Regions from separate parts of the Homo sapiens genome. Here region 1 is linked to region 2. Evidence: chromatin loops called from intact Hi-C (ENCODE). Cell type or tissue: breast epithelium. All regions are shown on one strand.

What was found. A loop is a pair of places that touch in the nucleus more often than their neighbours do. Peaks named below come from ENCODE experiments on the same cell type or tissue, not always from the same donor. Only the 100,000 strongest peaks of a DNase experiment are listed, where the experiment ranks them.
Region 1: it touches region 2 in a loop (8-fold over the local background); 1 of 110 quality-filtered maps calls a loop at or near these places.

The regions. Positions count from the first base shown.
Region 1 is chr19:1,891,383-1,893,882 of GRCh38, forward strand. No RefSeq gene overlaps it. Among named protein-coding and RNA genes, the nearest start is that of ABHD17A, 7.1 kb to the left of the region's middle. In breast epithelium, no CTCF peak of the experiment used is centred here; no DNase peak of the experiment used is centred here.
Region 2 is chr19:2,274,062-2,276,561 of GRCh38, forward strand. It overlaps PEAK3 (PEAK family member 3), which reads right to left. Exons shown (of 4, transcript NM_198532.3): 4 at 570-2,428. The coding sequence ends at 1,619. Among named protein-coding and RNA genes, the nearest start is that of OAZ1, 5.8 kb to the left of the region's middle. RefSeq lists enhancers at 46-185, 990-1,924. In breast epithelium, a CTCF peak has its summit at 1,224 (motif pointing right); a DNase peak (open chromatin) is centred at 1,200; H3K4me3 peaks cover 1,299 bases; H3K27ac peaks cover 1,232 bases.

The sequences.
Region 1 (2,500 bases), 380 kb before region 2:
GTTTCAAGTGATTCTCCTGCCTCAGCCTCCCAAGTCTCTGGGATTACAGGCCCCTGCCACCATAACCAGCTAATTTTTTTTGTATTTTTAGTAGAGATGGGGTTTCACCATGTTCATCAGGCTGGTCTCGAACTGCTGACCTCGTGATCCACCCATCTCAGCCTCCCAAAGTGCTGGGATTGCAGGCATGAGCCACTGCTCCTGGCCAATGGTTACTCTTATGTGTCACCTTGACTGGGCTACCATATATATAGCTGGCACAACATCATTTCTGAGTATTTCTGTAAGAATGTTTCCGAAGAGATTAACATTTGAATCAGTGGAGTGGCTATACCCAGTTAATTTTCAATTTTTTTGTAGAGATGAGGTCATGCTATGTTGCCCAGGCTGGTCTCCAACTCTTGGCCTCAAGCAATCCTCCCACCTCAGTCTTCTAAAGTGCTGGGATTACAGACATGAGCCACCATGCCCGGCTAATTTTTGTATTTTTTTTTTTTTTTGAGACGAAGTTTCGCTCTTGTTGCCCAGGCTGGAGCACAATGGTGCGATCTCAGCTCACTGCAACCTCCACCTCCCGGGTACAAGCAATCCTCCTGCCTCAGCCTCCCGCGTACCTTGGATTACAGGTGACTGCCACCACCCCTGGCTAATTTTTGTATATTTAGTAGAGACGGGGTTTCATCATGTTGACCAGTCTGGTCTTGAACTTCTGACCTCAAGTGATCCACCCACCTCAGCCTCCCAAAGTGCTGGGATTACAGGCGTGAGCCACCGCGCCCAGCCACATATGCTATTTGTTTCGGGAATCCTCTCATGCAAAGCAAGGGGCCCCAGGAGCTGACCTGCCGTCTCCATGCTCAGTCCCCTCTTGACGGACATGTAGGGTGTTTCTGGCTTTGGCTGCAACAATAATGGCACATGAGACGTTTCACACTGATGGATAGGACCCTGCAGGGAGGATTCCTGGAAGAGGAGGTCCCATGAGAAGGTCCATGCTGCTGTGTTCAGAAAGCAATCCTGGGTCTCCCCCTGAGAAAACCCCCCACAGAGGGACCGAGATAGATGATGTGGGAGAACAAGGTACTGGGTGACTTTTTTTTTTTTTTTTTTTGAGTAGGAGTCTCACTCTGTCATCCAGGCTGGAGTGCAGTGATGTAATCTTAGTTTACTGCAAACTCCGCCTCCCGAGTCCAAGCAATTCTCCTGCCTCAGCCTCCCGAGTAGCTGGGATTACAGGTGCCCGCCACCACGCCCAGCTAATTTTTGTATTTTTAATAGAGACAGGGTTTCACCATGTTGGCCAGGATGGTCTCGAACTCCGACCTTGTGATCCACCCGCCTCGGCCTCCCAAAGTGCTAGGATTACAGGCGTGAGCCACCGCGCCCAGCCATAATTTTTGTATTTTTAGTAGAGACAGGGTTTCACCATGTTGGGCAGGCTGGTCTAGAACTCCTGACCTCCAGTGATGTGGCTCTCTTGGCCTCCCAAAGTGCTGAGATGACAGGCGTGAGCCACAGCACCTGGCCTAAAACTAGATTTCTCTTTTTTTTTTTTTTTTTGAGACAGAGTCTCGCTCTGTCGCCCAGGCTGGAGTGCAGTGGCACGAGCTCGGCTCACAGCAAGCTCTGCCTCCCAGGCTAAAACTAGATTTCTAAATAAGCTTTGTGATTAAATACTAATATTTATACTTTTCAGCATATACTTACAAGAATGGGACTGGGCGCGGTGGCTCATACCTGTACTTCCAGCACTTTGAGAGGCCGAGGCGGGCAGATCACGAGGTCAAGAGTTCGAGACCATCCTGGTCAAGATCGTAAAACCCCATCTCTACTAAAAATACAAAAACTAGCTGGGCGTGGTGGTGCGCACCTGTAGACCCAGCTGCTCAGGAGGCTGAGGCAGGATAATCGCCTGAACCCGGGAGGCGGAGGTTGCAGTGAGCCGAGATTGTGCCAATGCACTCTAGCCTGGGCGACAGAACGAGACTCCGTCTCAAAAAAATAATGGAAAACAGGGATTTCCATAGATATTTGCACACCTATGTCAGTAGTACCTTGATTCCCAACAGCCACAAGGTAGCAACAGTCCCAGTGGCTATGGACAGATGACTGGGTGAACACAGCATGGCCTATACACACGCTGGAATAGGAGGCAGCCATGAAAAGGAGCGAGGCCGGGCATGGTGGCTCACACTTGTAATCCCAGCACTTTGGGAGACCGAGGCAGGTGGATCACGAGGTCAGGAGATTGAGACCATCCTGGCTAACACGGTGAAACCCCATCTCTACCAAAAATACAAAAAATTAGCCAGGCGTGGTGGCGGGCGCCTGTAGTCCCACCTACTGGGGAGGCTGAGGCAGGAGAATGGTGTGAACCCGGGAGGCGGAGCTTGCAGTGAACCGATATCGCGCCACCACACTCCAGCCTGGGAGACAGAGCGAGACTCCGTCTCAAAAAAAAATATATAATATAATATAAAAAAAGAAAAAAGAAAAAAAG
Region 2 (2,500 bases):
GGACACAGATACCCCCAGCTCATTTGGGCAGCGCAAATGCAGAGAAGGGGCATTAGAGCTGAGGCCATGCAGGATGAATAGGAGTATGAAGCAGAGTAGAGGGGGCTGTTTTCTGGTGTAAAAAACAACTTGGGCAAAGGCGTGGAGGCTGGAAAGTAACCTCCAGGGATGAACGACATGGGGTTGGAGACTCTGAGGAGACTTTGGAAGAGCCCTGTATGTATTCTGAGGCACTGGGGAGCCATGGGAGGTGTTTGAGCTGGAGAGGGACCTCATATCTGGGGTTGGAAAGATCCTCCCAGGACTGCCATGGGGAATGGAATGGAGGGGCAACTCTGAGTCTCCAGGAAGGAAGCCACAGGCAAGGGCAGTGCAGTGTGTCAGAGGCATAAAGGAAGACTCCATCCCCCTCCAGTGAGTCTCCTCTGTGCCTGTTTATTACATCATCCTGTGGTATTAAGTGAGCACCTACTGTGTGCCAAGCCTGGCCTTTGCCCCCAGGGAACTCACAGCCTTGTGGACAGTAACAGAGGAATAAATGCTCCTGAGAGTGGGCGGAGAACGCAGGGTAAGGAGCTAGCGATGGCCCAGAGTGGGCACCTTTATTTGTTTAGAGAAAGTGAAACTGTAGCCGGGCGCGGTGGCTCACGCCTGTAATCCCAGCACTTTGGGAGGCCGAGGCGGACGGATCACGAGGTCAGGAGATGGAGACCATCCTGGCTAACACGGAGAAACCCCGTCTCTACTAAAAATACAAAAAATTAGCCGGGCGTGGTGGCGGGCGCCTGTAGTCCCAGCTACTCGGGAGGCTGAGGCAGGAGAATGGCGTGAACCCGGGAGGCGGAGCTTGCAGTAAGCCGAGATCGTCTCAAAAAAAAAAAAAAAAAAAAAAGAAAAAGAAAGTGGAACTGGAACAGTATGGCAGAGGGAACAGCCTACACAAATGCTTGGGGGCGCGAAAGAAGTTGGTGTGTCACGGAGGAACAGGGAGGGAGGCAGGGTGGGCGCAGAGGGATTGAGGGGAGGTGGCAGGGAACCGCGGGGACTGTTTTAGGGAAGGTGAGTCCAGACCCCGCTGAGATGAGCTGGGTGTCTAAGGTCCCAGGGAGCCTTCCCTTCCCGTGACACCACCAAGCAATTCTCCACCAGGGACAGGGGCATTCACATGCCCAAAATCACTGGCCATCTTCAGCACAAGGGGGTGCTCCAGAGCCAGGAATGCCTCTGGTCCCGGCATTGGCCTCTCATGGAGACAATGACAGAACCCACGCGGAAGAGCGCCCTGGCTGCTGGGGAAGGCAGAACACAGAGAGACATTGATCAGCGGGGTTGTCCACACCTGGAAGTGGCGTGGGGGCCCTGGCTTCAGAGAGCTGCTGCCCAACACAGGAGGCGCTGGCCAGCCCCCAGCCCTGGAGGGGCAGCTGCATTCCTGGGAAGCCCTTGACCCACATCCCCAGCACGGGAGGGGAGGCTCTGGAGTGGGGCATTGCTCTCTCTGCTGCGCTCCTGGACTCTGCAGGAAGAGGGTGTCTTGGCTATCATGGAGACGCTGACCTCAGCCCCAGCCCTGCCTCCTGGGCAGGCCTGGACCAGGTGTGTTCGCCCTGGGTTGGGGTCAGTCCCACAGCAGCGCCAGGGCCTGGCCCATCGAGGACTCGGTGGCCTCGGCCAGGTATTCGCAACACAGCCAGTCCTCGAGGCTGGGAGCTTCCCCACCTGCGGCCCGCTCTGCTAGGCGCAGGACCAGCAGCCCGCGGCGCACCCGCAGCCAGGGCCCGAGCGCTCGGAGCCAGGGACCAAGCGGTGCTCCGCGGCCGCGCAGCTCAGGCCCGGGCCCCCAGAGCAGCGCCTGCAGCGCGCCCCGCGTCCGGGACGCCGAGGGCCGCAAGCGGGTCAGCTGTGCTGCCAGGAGCTCCAGGCCCGCGGCCAAAGGCGTGGTCGAGGGCGCAGCAAGGCTGAGCAGCGCTCGGAGGAGGCTGCCCAGCTGCGGCGCGTGGGGGCCCGGGGATCCCGGGGGTCCAGGGGGCTGCAGACAGACGCGGCCAAAGTCAGTGAGGAGCAGGCGTGGGGGCCCCGTCGTCGCACAGCCCCGAGGTGCCACCAGCAGCAAGTTCTCCGGCCGCAACTCGACTAGGGCCGCGCCCCACGCCTCCAGGAACTTCAGGGCCGCGCTCAGCTGCAGCAGCAGCAGGGCCACAGCCCACACGAACTCCTCCGGCGGCTGCGTGCAGGCCTCCGCCAGCCACTGCGCCACCGTGCGCTCTGGAACCTCGGCTGCCAGCGCCACTGCGCCTCTCCAGGGCGCCCCGGGCAGTGTGCCTTCAGGCACCAGGCCACACAGCCCCTGCAGATTGAAGTGTGGAGACAGGGAGGCCTGCAGCTCCAGGCCCCACGGGTGGGGCACGTCCGCCCCGGGCTTGGGCACCTGCAAGGCAGAGGGGGTGTCGGGGCCTGGATCACTGGGCCCCCCACAAGCACCGCCTGCCCCAGTGCTACC